Regions from separate parts of the Homo sapiens genome. Here region 2 is linked to region 1. The links are chromatin contacts, found by Hi-C or POLR2A ChIA-PET in ENCODE. All regions are on one chromosome and are shown on one strand. The core of a region is the stretch at or near the end of the contact, and the rest is flanking DNA. Distances in the headings are between cores, read along the strand shown.

The links. A loop is a pair of places that touch in the nucleus more often than their neighbours do. ChIA-PET counts read pairs that join two places held with the same protein, here RNA polymerase II (POLR2A). Pooled maps may share reads with other maps.
Region 2: a loop to region 1 is called in a map of posterior vena cava, with 9 times the contacts of the local background. The contact joins two enhancer-like sites. A Hi-C loop is called at or near these places in 2 of 168 maps with a recorded cell type or tissue (HepG2 and posterior vena cava), 1 of 37 single-sample maps with no recorded cell type and 2 of 50 pooled maps. POLR2A ChIA-PET finds 5 or more read pairs at or near these places in 4 of 52 experiments (A673, K562, Panc1 and 1 more).

What each region holds. Positions count from the first base shown.
Region 1 is chr17:1,900,544-1,906,752 of GRCh38, forward strand. No RefSeq gene overlaps it. Among named protein-coding and RNA genes, the nearest start is that of RPA1, 74 kb to the left of the region's middle. RefSeq lists enhancers at 3,626-3,675, 3,756-3,805. Within about 2 kb of position 3,813, at least 2 of the 41 ENCODE cell types and tissues checked have a DNase peak (open chromatin) inside an H3K27ac peak, as active enhancers do.
Region 2 is chr17:1,965,089-1,971,297 of GRCh38, forward strand. All of the region lies in intron 1 of RTN4RL1 (reticulon 4 receptor like 1), which reads right to left. Among named protein-coding and RNA genes, the nearest start is that of RTN4RL1-AS1, 50 kb to the right of the region's middle. RefSeq lists a silencer at 5,893-6,093. Within about 2 kb of position 3,901, at least 6 of the 41 ENCODE cell types and tissues checked have a DNase peak (open chromatin) inside an H3K27ac peak, as active enhancers do.

The sequences.
Region 1 (6,209 bases), core at 2,563-5,062:
GGAGGCTGAGGCGGGCAAATCGCTTGAGCCAAGGAGTTCGAGACCAGCCTGGGTAACATAAGGAGACCCCCGTCCCTACAAAAAAATAAAAATTAGCTGGGCGTGGTGGCACACACCTGTAGTCCCAGCTACCTGGGAGGCTGAGGTGGGAGAATCACCTGAGCCGTGGGAGGTCAAGGCTGCAGTGAGCCATGATTGCACCACTGCACCCCAGCCTGGGCGACAGAGCGAGACCCTATCTCAAAAAAAGGGGGAGAAAGGGTGGGTGCGGTGGCTCTCCCTTGTAATCCCAGCACTTTGGGAGGCCAAGGCAGGTGGATCACCTGAGGTTAGGAGTTTGAGACTAGCCTGGCCAACATAGTGAAACCCCACCTCTACTAAAAATACAAAAATTAGCCAGGTGTGGTGGTGGGCTCCTGTAATCCCAGCTACTCGGGCAGCTGAGGCAGGAGAATCACTTGAACCTGGAAGGCAGAGGCTGCAGTGAGCTGAGATCGCACCACTGCACTCTAGCCTGGGCGACTGAGCGAGACTCCATCTCAAAAAGGCAAAAGAAAAATAAAATTACTTAGGATTTCACCAACCAGTAATAAACACTTGTGTAGCTGGCTACTTTTTTCTTCTTTTTTTTTTTTTTTGAGACAGAGTCTTGCTCTGTCGCCAGGCTGGAGTGCGGTGACACGATCTCAGCTCACTGCAACCTCCACCTCCCGGGTTCAAGCAATTCCCCTGCCTTGGCCTCCCAAGTAGCTGGGACTACAGGCATGTAGCTGGACTACAGCCTGGTAGTTGGGACTACAGGCATGTGCCACCGTACCCAGCTAATTTTTTGTATTTTTAGTACAGATGGGGTTTCACCATGTTAGCCAGGATGGTCTCGATCTCCTGACCTCGTGATCCGCCCTCCTCGGCCTCCCAAAGTGCTGGGATTACAGGTGTGAGCCACCGTGCCTGGCCCTGGCTAGTTTTTTCTATGTATCTATGTGTATAGAGTTTAAATTAAAAATGGTAGCATAGTAAGCATATCATTTTGTAATGATTTTCTCCTAGGATGGGCATCTTTATTTTGATAAAAATTGCATCAGAACCACCATTAGGCCAGGTGCAGTGGCTCACACCTATAATCCCACACTTTGGGAGGCCAAGGCAGGTGGATCACTTGTGATCAGGAGTTCAAGAGCAGCCTGGCCAACATGGTGAAACCACATCTCTACTAAAAACACAAAAATTAGCCGGGTGTGGTGGCTCACCCCTGTAATCCCAGCTGCCCGGGAGGCTGAAGCAAGAGAGTCCCTCCCCGTGAGGCAGAGGCTGCAGTGAGCCAAGATCACACCATGGCACTCCAGCCTGAGCGACTGAGGGAGACTCCATCTCAAAACAAAAAAATCACAAACATAATTAAAAGATTTACTAATCATTAATAGCTTTAGATAAATAATTTTAAGTGGTGTTTGGCTCTTTGGATGTGTTTTCAGCCAATTCACTCTTGCAGGATGCTTATACTTTTTCTAATTGTTATAAATTCAAGATTTCACGAGCAGAAGCGTTTATGCTTTGTGGCACTGACAATCCATGCCTTTTCTTGTTCTGTTAGGTTCTCTCATTGATTTTTCTTTGCCTAAGTCCAGGGATAACTCCTCTAACCCTGTGTACCACCAAGGGCTGGTAGGTAATTTGAGCAGGTCCTTCCTTGGAAGCAGGTAGATTAATGTAGGGAGGGGAGGGAAAAAGAAGGCTTTGGAGCCCTGGTTTCATCCTGCCTACTACACAGACGGGGGCTGTGCCTATGAAGAGGCGAAACTCTTGTTTCCCACCACCCTGGCAAAGAAGGCCTCTTGAGAATACATTTGACTTGCCTATAAATCAACCTGATTATCTAAAGCTATTAATGATTATTAAGTCTTGTAATTATATTTGTAATGATGGTTTTGAAAAGTCATTGAGAAAAGTATGTAGCCACTCGTCTTCATGGTTCCAGCCTGTCAGTATGTGACTTTATTTTTTGAGATGGAGTCTCTGTCGCCCAGGCTGGAGTGCAGTGGTGCGATCTCGGCTCACTGCAACCACCACCTCCTGGGTTTAAGTGATTCTCCTGCCTCAGCCTCTTGAGTAGCTGGGACTACTGCACGCCCAGCTGATTTTTTGGGGTCTTTTTGTTTGTTTGTTTGTTTGTTTTTTAGACGGAGTTTCACTCTTACCCAGGCTAGAGTGCAGTGGCACAATCTCGGCTCACTGCAACCTCTGCCTCCCAAGTTCAAGCAATCCTCCTGCCTCAGCCTCCCAAATAGCTGGGACTACAGGCGCCCGCCACCATGCCCAGCTTATTTTTTGTATTTTTAGTAGAGACGGGGTTTCACCGTGTTAGCCAGGATGGTCTCAATCTCCTGATCTCGTGATCTGCCCGCCTCTGCCTCCCAAAGTGCTGGGATTACAGGCGTGAGCCACCACGCCCAGCCTTAGTATGTGACTTTTTTTTTTTTTTTTTTTTTTTTTGAGATGGAGTTTCGCTCTTGTTGCCCAGGCTGGAGTGCAATGGCGTGATCTTGGCTCACTGCAAACTCTGCCTCCCAGGTTCAAGCAATTCTCCTGCCTCAGGCTCCCGAGTAGCTGGGATTTACAGGTATATGCCACCGCGCCCAGCTAATTTTCTATTTTTAGTAGAGACCATGTTGGTCAGGCTGGTCTCAAACTCTCGACCTCAGGTGATCCGCCCACCTTGGTCTCCCAAGGTGCTGGGATTACAGGCGTGAGCCACCGCGCCCAGCCAGTGTGTGACTTAAAGATATCTGTCCCTGAGAGCTATGGACTATTTAGAGCAAGGCTTGGGGGCTAAGTAGTCATATCACAGTGATATTAAAATGCAGTTGAGGGGGAAATTGCTGGAAGACTGGAGTCAATCAGGAAAGACTTCACAAAGAATTGGGTGATTTGAGACTCACTGATTAGAGCCTTCATTTAGGTCGGGGCTGTCCGGTCTGTATGAGGCAGACCGAGAGCAACACTGGTAACAGTGGCATGCGCTGTGTTCGTCACTGACACGAAGCCACGCGGTGCCACGGAGGCTGGGTAGAGGTACTGAACGGAAATGGGTTCCTGGTGCAAATAGGACAGTGTTTGACTATGGGCTGAGTGAAAGTTTCTTTTTTTTTTTTTTAATTTTTTATTTTTTTGAGATGGAGTCTCTCTCTGTTGCCCAGGCTGGAGTGCAATGGCACGATCTCGGCTCACTGCAACCTCCACCTCCCAGGTTCAAGCGATTCTTCTGCCTCAGCCTCCCGAGTAGCTGGGATTATACAGGCGTGTGTCACCACATCTGGATAATTTCTGTATTTCTAGTAGAGACAGGGTTTCACCATGTTGGCCAGGCTAATCTCGAACTCCCGACCTCAGGTGATCCGGCCTCCTCGGCCTCCCAAAGTGCTGGGATTACGGGCGTGAGACACTGTGCCCGGCCAGTAAGAGGTTCTTGTGTTATCCATTGCCATACCCCTAACCTGCATTGGGTTTGTCGTGACAGTGTCTGACTTGCCAGTGAGCTCGTGGGTGTTTGTGAGAGGCTTTGAACCAGCCACCTGGCTGCATTTGCAGCTTCTCAGGCTCTTAGTAGCTGTCGCTTTACACCCTCTCCTTAGCTGTTGATGAGTCTCAAAATGTATACTTTTCAATAAAACAAATCTTTTTTTCAGCCTTGAATAGACCCTGTGAAAAACTGAATCCCACCTGCCTCGTGAGAAATATTTATATAGCCAACTCAGAAGTGATCGTGTAAACTTTTAATAATTGCGAGCCGTTCTTATAAAATTATGCCCGTTCCCTAGTGCATTACCCAGTTGGTAATTGGAAGTTTGTGCTGTCATTAAAAATGACAGCTTCCTCAGATAACATTCTCGGTGCTTGTAAAATGCAAATAACCAAACCTATATTTAACTTATGTGTGTTGCAGCTTCCTTTCAACGGCCAGGTAACCTAGGGGGCTGGTGCCTGTTAAAGAGGAGGGCTTGCCGCGGGGAACTGCAGCTTTGTGCTCTTCAATGCCCAGCCCTGAAATGGAGTTAGAACAGGCAGGACTTTTTAAAAATAAGCCCCAGTTGGACTCTCATCTCCTCTCACCGTTGACACTGCTGTTCATGTTGAAGTTTATTTATATCTTCAGTCAGCCATGGTACAGAGGTCATTTCCATTGGCCTAAAATTTTAGAGGCTTATATGTTTGCCTGGGAAAGCTGATCTCCTCAGCACTTAGGCTTGTAATGCAAAGCCTGTCTCTTGCAGAAGCTTTTCTGCTTCCATAACACGGCGACTCCCACCGTCACCACCACCACCAATTTCCTGCTCCACGATTTATTCAAAATCTGAATAGCTGTATAAGGTGCATCCCTGCAAATGAGCTCTCCTCCTCTAATGGGCTCTTTCCAGGCAGCAAACCTTTCACAAAGGAGCCACTAATTAAGCAAAAAACAGTTTGTCTTGCTTAGCCACGTTTCAGGAGTCCAGCAGTCAGTTTAGAAGACGGCAACATCCTTTACAGCCGTGATGGTAATAATATTCTTTTGTCTCATACCAGGGTCTCTAACTGGCAATTTGGGTGTCTGGGTGTGCGTGTGTCCCTGTTCTGTCTTGCTCTCCATCTTGAAGAGGAAAATTTGTTTCCGTGGACTTTTATTTTTTTGGAAATCCTTGTTAAAGTTACTCTGTAAGGATCAAACCCACACCAAGCCTTCCTGGTTGGAAAGAGGCGCTGCCTGAGTGTCGATTTGCAGTGGGGGCACGCGCAGGCTCTCCGGGAAAACGCCTGTCAGTCAAAGCGGCTCTCTCGTGAGAGCGTCTGACTGCTCGGTTCCCTTCCATCTCCGTCTGCTGGAGAATTGAAGGTGTTAGCAGGTTCACCGGGCAGCAACGCTCAGACCGATGTGCAGGCCACCGCCGCATGCTGCACGTGCCTCCTAATAGAACCTTGAGCTCCCGCAGCCAAGCCTCATTTTGTGTGTGTGTTATTAAAGTGCCGGTGACTAGGAAAAGCAGAGCCCTCTTAATTAGAGAGCGACATCCTTGCATAGTGGTAGTGTTCCGTTTGTGGCATAATTGTCACAGCAAATTACCAGTTAGGTTAAATATTGGGCTGGTAGTTCTCAGCGCTTCCATTCTTGGCTCCACCCCGCCCTCCCCACCCTCTCCTACCCTCACCATCACCTGCTAGCCTGCACTTTTAACTTGATCTTCTGCCAAGTGATAGCTTTTAAGTGAGGCTTAGAGCAGATACACTTTACAGCAGGAGCAATAAATCTAGCTTTGGGCAAGTTACAGGATGCCAGGAACATCTGAATGAGGGGGGCAATTTTTGCTGTGTGTATGGGGGTGTGCTGGGTCGTCTCGTGGGGCTCAGCTATAAAACTGGGTCCTCCGTATATCTGACATGGTGTCTGTCCCGTGAGAAGATACTTGAGGTGACACAAGAAATGTGAAGGAAATAGAAGACCTGGTCCCTTCTCATTATCCGTCCATGGCGGGGGGGGAGCCTCACAAAATGGAAGAGCACTTTCTATAAGCAAAACCAGAGTGACACAGAGGATGCTGAGTACGTGGTGTGTGAAGGGAGTCCAGTGAAGGAGAGCGGACAGTCTGGTGGAGGCAGACAAAAAACCTATGAGTTGTCATCGTGAAGTTGCAAAAAAGGGATTGGCTGGCCGGGCGCAGTAGCTCACGCCTGTAATCCCAGCACTTTGGGAGGCCGAGGTGGGTGGATCACCTGAGGTCGGGAGTACAAGACCAGCCTGACCAACATGGAGAAACCCCGTCTCTGCTAAAAATACAAAATTAGCCGGGGTGGTGGTGCATGCCTGTAATCCCAGCTACTCGGGAGGCTGAGGCAGGAGAATCGCTTGAACCCAGGAGACGGAGGTTGCAGTGAGCCGAGATCGCGCCATTGCACTCCAGCCTGGGCAACAAGAGCGAAACTCCGTCTCAAAAAAAAAAAAAAAAAAAAAGGATCGGCTGGAAGAAAAGTCCATTTCAAACTGAAGGACTGGCACGTTGCTCAGGAGCCAGTAAACCAGGTGCAGGTGATACCAAGAAAATTAGCTTGGTTTGAGTGGTGAGTCTTTGTAGAAAAATAAATGAGATTGCTGCACACTGGGAGGGCGGCCTGGATCTTCATTTCCTTGGAGCTTAAGACTTAAGCCCTGTGGAATGTAAGTCCTAGGAGTGTCCTTT
Region 2 (6,209 bases), core at 2,651-5,150, 65 kb after region 1:
CAGTTTGCTTTTCTTTTCTTTCTTTCTTTTTTTTTTTTGAGACGTTGTTTCACTCTTGTTGCCCAAGCTGGAGTGCAATGGCGCGATCTCACCTCACTGCAACCTCTGCCTCCCGGGTTCAAGTGATTCTCTTGCCTCAGCCTCCCAAGTAGCTGGGATTACAGGCGCGCGCCCCCCATGCCCAGCTCGTTTTTCGTATTTTTAGTAGAGATGGGGTTTCACCATGTTGGTCAGGCTGGTCTTGAACTCCTGACCTCAGGTGATCCGCCCACCTCGGCCTCCCAAAGTGCTGGAATTACAGGCATGAGCCACTGCGCCCAGTCCAGTTTGCTTTTCTAATATGGCTACTAGAAAATCTAATGTACCTGTGGCTGCACAGAGTTGGTCTTGAGTGGGGAACACAGGCTCTGGGTGGGTCCATCTCCCTGGCCCCATGGACTTACTGTCCTTTGGGGTGGGAAGCAGCAGGAAGCAGGCCAGAGTGGGCCCCCCTCTGAAACACCCAGTTACCGTGGAGGAGCAGGGCAGGCCAGGAGCCCCGAATGGGTCTGGGCGACCCTCAGGGGTGCAAAGGAGAGTTGGCTCAAGGTAGAGGTGGTCTGGGGCCTCTCCCAGTTCACTTTCCAGGTAAAGACCCCTGGCCCCGCCAGGCCCCCACTGCCCTCAGCGCTGACCGACACCTGTCCAGCCCATTTTTGCGGGAAGTCTAGCTCCTCAGCCCCAGGACTCTCCGCCCTCGTCTGGGCTCTGTATAGCAAAAGGCCATGTGCCTGTGGTGAGGACTATGGCTTCTGCCTTCCCCCCACCCCTGAGAGGGATGGCTCGCTCTCTTTCCCTGCTTCAAAGCCCAGAACACCCTCTCAGGCTCCCCACTAAAGCTCCTGCTTCCAGCTCAAGAACAGGGCAGGCTCGCTGACACAGCCAAGACAAGCACATCACGAGCGGCTCTGGAGCTAAGGAAGGAGCCCAGCCTCCTGCTCAGGTCAACAGCCCCCCGCCCACCTCCCTGCCCCTCTGTGATGGCTCATTATTCCGGTATTCCCAGGAGACAGATGGAATTTTCCCCACCAGCGCCTAATTACATTCCAACTCGACGTGGTACAGTGACATGTGTCCAAGCCGCGTACGATTCCCAGTGTGACTGAGAGCTGAACACTCTGCAAAAGGGTCCAAATGGGGATGTTTCAGTCTTGAGGTGTGTGTTGAGCTGTTACCTGGGGAGGCCCTGGGGCGAGGCCCCCTCTCCTGTCAGGAGCAAGCCCCATCTGGAACTAATAGAACTCAGCCTAAGGCTACAGCTGGGCAGGCAGAAGATGCTTCAGATGGAAACCGATGGAGGGAGGGGGTGTAGGAAAAGCATTCCCTGAGGGCCTGTCCCAAGGGAGGGAGAGGATTCTGACCCGGAATCCAAGGAGCAGCCTAACTTCCCTGGACAGGAGTGCTTCCCAGCGCTCAGTGGAGCGATCTCAGCGTGCTCCTAGCCTAGGAGAGTCCCTGGGCTGGGGAAGGGCAGTCTCTGTCTTGGGGTTCCCTGTCTGTGTGGCCCGAAGTTCCAGGGACTGCCCCCACCCACTAACATAGCCAAGGGTCTGATGTTGGGTGTGGAGGCTCCTAGAGGACACAGAGATCCTCTGCCCTCTGCTTCTCTCCAGAACCGGTTCTGTCATCCTGTGATGGGAATGGAGCCACTACTGGTTCCTGGTTTAACATTTTACCTAGTTCCGGCATTGCCACCACCAAAGCTCTTCTCCACTGAGGGCTTCCCAGCTTCACCCCCTCCCTCACTGCCTTCAGGGGCCCTTCCAAACCTCGCCCAGTCTCTCCCTACCTCACCTCCAGGCCTGGCCCCTGGCCTTCCCAGCATCCTCACACATCCCTCCCAGAATTATGGGCCCTCTGCCTCTGGTCCCATTCTCTCACTGCTCCTGACCCCGAGGTCTCAATTCAAATGATTTCAGAGGCCACGCAGGAAACAGAAGAGGCTAAAGTGGGCAGGGAGGTGGTACAGGTGGCAACCCAGGAGCCAGGCCCCTCTGCAGGCCCCAGGCTCCCGCCGCTCCTCCCCAGAAGGAAGAGGGGGCCCTGGGTTATCAATTCTTTGGATTTTGCCAGAGGCTGGGAATCAGGATTTTTGCATGCAATTGGTTGGCAGCAAATTCGACAAAACAAACAAAACAAACAAAACACTGTGTGGGCCAACACAGCTCCACCTGCAGCATGGATTCCGCCGGAGGCCAAGGCTTCTGACAGCTGCCTTCCTGGTCTAGATGGCCCCCTCAGCATCCTCAGCTCCCCGCCCCCGCTACCCACCACGCCTCGCCGTCTGTCTGTAGACTCAGATCAAGCCTCTCCCCTTGAACCACAAAACCCGCCCAACCCAAATCTCCCTGCAGCCACTGCCTCACTCTCCTGCCCTTCACAGGCAAACTTCTCCAAAGGCCGCCTCCTCCCTGGCCTCTCCCTCTTCGAGCCCTACACCTGGAATTCTACCCCTCCTCCCAGACAGCCATGCAGACTCCTGCTGTTGCCCAAGCCCAACACTTTCCAGTCTCTCTCTTTCTTTTTTTTTTTAAAACAGAGTCTCACTGTCACCCAGGCTGGAGTGCAATGGCGCCATCTCAGCTCACTGCAACCTCCTCCTCCCAGGTTTAAGCGATTCTCCTGCCTCAGCTTCCCAAGTAGCCGGGAGTACAGGCACCTGCCACCACGCATGGATAATTTTTGTAATTTTTAGTAGAGACGGGGTTTCACCATGTTGGCCAGGCTGGTCTCGAACTCCTGACCTCAGGTGATCCACTCGCCTCAGCCTCCCAAAGTGCTGGGATTACAGGCGTGAGCCATCGGGCCCGGCCTCCAGTCTCTGTCTTGCCTCAACTGCCCTGAGGTCAAAGTCCCCTTGAAATCTCCCCCTCTCGGTTTCCTTGACACAACGCCCACCCGGGACCACTCCAACTTTCCTGGACGTTCCTTCTCAGCCCCTGGCATGGGCACCTCTTCTCATTTTACCCACAGCCCGTGGGAGCCACCGTGACCTGTGCATATACTGGTGGCTCCAGATTCCCCTGATCTCAGCACTCTGCCGACTCCAATTCCGAACTGCTTTCCGCACAGGTCCTCTGGAATCTCCTGGAGGCTGCCCCCTCAGCATTCCCCAAATGAAAAGCACCCCGTCCAAACCCTTTCCCTCTTCCTGGGCCACCCTCTCAGTGACTACCACCGCCTCCATCTGCCAGAAACCCAGGACGCTGCCTTCTCCTCTCCCCTTGAGTCGGGTTCACCAAGTCCCATAGCTCGGGCCGGCCGTCCTCTCTCCTGACAGATCAGCTGCCTCCTCACTCATCTCCTGCCTTTGCCTGGCCCCACTCCCCCTTCTCTATCGGAGTTTTTCTAAAACTCAGCTCCGATGGTGTCACTCCCAATTTCTGTGACCCTTCTTGCAGGAGGATTTCTGACTCTGCCCTGGGCTCGAAGCCAACACTCATCTGCAGTCAGGAGCTCAGCGCACTCAGGAGCTAATGTTCCCTGCATGTGCCATGTTCCCTCCCATCCCCGGGCCTGGGGTCACACCATCCCCTCTCCCTGGGATGCCCCTCCTTCCTGCACATCCCCGGGCCTGAGGTCACCCGTCCCCTCTCCCTGGGATGCCCCTCCTTCCCGCACCTGCCTGGCTCATTGCACTTGTTCTTTGAACTTGGCACAGGCTAAGGGGATTGTCCCCCTTTGGGGCTTACCCAGAACACTGTTCATTCGACCTGGCCTCATAATTGTCAGTTTACATGTAGGTATCTATCGCCGAGTGACAGACTAGAGGCACAAATGGACAGTGCCAGGCCACATATAAAAATAGAACTCTGACCCATGGTCTGCAGCAACCAGCCCAGGAAACCAACCCATGATCTATAGCAACCAGCCCAGGAAGCCAATCTGCTGTCTACAAGTCAGACTCGTGGGGGAGCTGGACCACTGTCCCTTTTTTTTTTTTTTTTTTGAGATGGAGTCTCACTCTGTCACCCAGGCTGGAGTGCAGTGGCGCAATCTCAGTTCACTGCAACCTCTGCCTCCGAGGTTAAAACGATTCTCCTGCCTCAGCCTCCTGAGTAGCTGGGATTACAGGCACCCACCACCACATCCAGCTAATTTTTTTATTTTTAGTAGAGACAGGATTTCACCATGTTGGCCAGGCTAGTCTTGAACTCCTGACCTTGTGATCCACCCGCCTCGGCCTCCCAAAGTGCTGGGATTACAGGCATGAGCCACCATGCCCGGCCCGGACCACTGTCTCTAGCAAACAATCCGAGAAGCCAAACAAGGACCTCTGCAACAGTCTGCCCAGAACAGCTAGGACTTGATTAGTTTCCCTCATTTTTGTCCCCACTTCTAACTTCAGACCAACCAGAGAGAAAGCCAAATATGCTCCCCTAGCCGATCACAGTGGATGAGCTGCTTCCCCTTAGCCAGCCGCCAGCTTCCCTAAGCGAACAGCCTCCAGTCAGGGCAGGCTTGAAGCTTTCCCATTTTCCTCTATAAAACTTGCCCACTCCTCTGCCTGCCTGGACTATCTGCCAGAATTTGAGTGAGGTGGCTGGCTCCCTTGCTATAAAAGCTCTGAATAAGTAGCCTTTACCGGTTCTCATTTGGTTGGTCATTTATTTCCACATGTGTAACAAACCACTCTGAACACGAGGGCTTAAAACAAAACCATTTCTTACTACAATAGTCCTGTCCATGAAAAAAAGTTAATGATCTCATGACTCTGTGGGTCAAACAGGCTCAGCAGGATGGTTCTTCTGTTGTTCTCACTCCAGGTGTCTCATGTGGTTGCAGTCAGATGGTGGCAGGGGCTGGAGTCATTTGGGAACTGAGTTATGATGTGTAGACACCTGAGCCTCTCTCTCTCTCCATGTGGCCTCAGGATTTCTGCTCTCTCTCTCTTTTTTTTTTTTTTTTTTTTGAGATAGAGTTTCACTCTGTCGTCTAGGCTGGAGTGCAATGGCGCAATCTCAATTCACTGCAACCTCCGCCTCCCAGGTTCAAGCGATTCTCCTGCCTCAGCCTCCCAAGTAGCTGGGATTACAGGCACATGCCACCACGCCTGGCCAATTTTCTGTATTTAGTAGAGATGGGGTTTGACCGTGTTGGTCATGCTGGTCTCGAACTACTGACCTCAGGTGATCCACCTGCGTCAGCCTCCCAAAGTGCTGGTATTACAGGCGTGAGCCACTGTGCCTGGCGAGGATTTCTCCTCTTAATGTGGTCTCTGTGCACGATCTCTCCAGCAAGGTAGCTGGATTTTTTACCTGGTGGCTCTGAGCTCCTAAAACCACAGCGTGAAACTGCCAGCCTTCTTAAGGCTTAGGACCTGAACTGGCACAGCCTTACTTTCACTGCATTCTACCCGTTAGATCCAGCCGCAGACCCAGCCCAGGTTCCACGTGGGAAGGGGCCCTCGTGGGACAGGCGTGGCAGGAGGGATGGGGGCCATCTTTGGAGACTGGCCACGACCCAGCTTCCTTCCCCGCTGACACTGTGTTCTTGGTCTCTGTGCCCTCGGCATCTAGCAGGGTGCCTGTCCGAGTCAGTGCTCAGCAACACCTGATAATCAAGGGACTGGAGGGAAGGACGGTGGGTCCGACAGATGGACAGAAGGGCTCCACACTGGCTCCCCTGCCCCCAGGCTCCTACCACCCTGTTTAGTTCACATAAACACGGCTCTCTGCTGCCTAACACTCCTCTATTTTTAAACCTCTCAAGCAGTGAGTGGTGCTTAACATTTTTTGAATCAGGGACCCCTTAAGGAATCTCATGAAAGCTGTAGGAGACCCTCTCCCTAGAGAAGCGAGCCTACACATAATCACTCACACTTCTGCAGTATATTAATGACGGCTGCCCTTGACTAAGATCTTACCACGTGCCAGTGACTGTGAAGGCACATTGTGTACATTACCCGACCTCTTACCCCAAACATCCTGCAAGGTAGATGCTACTCAGTATGGTTTGGCTCTGTGTCCCCACCCAGATCTCATCCCTTATTGTAATCTCCATGTGTCGAAGGGGGAGGTGATTGGATGATGGAGGCAGTTTCTCCCTTGCTGTTCTCGTGATAGTGAGGGAGTTCTCATGAGATCTGATGGTTTATACGTGTTTGACAGTTCCTCCTTCACATGCTCTCTCTCCTGTCGCCTTGCGAAGAAGGATGTGTTTGCTTCCCC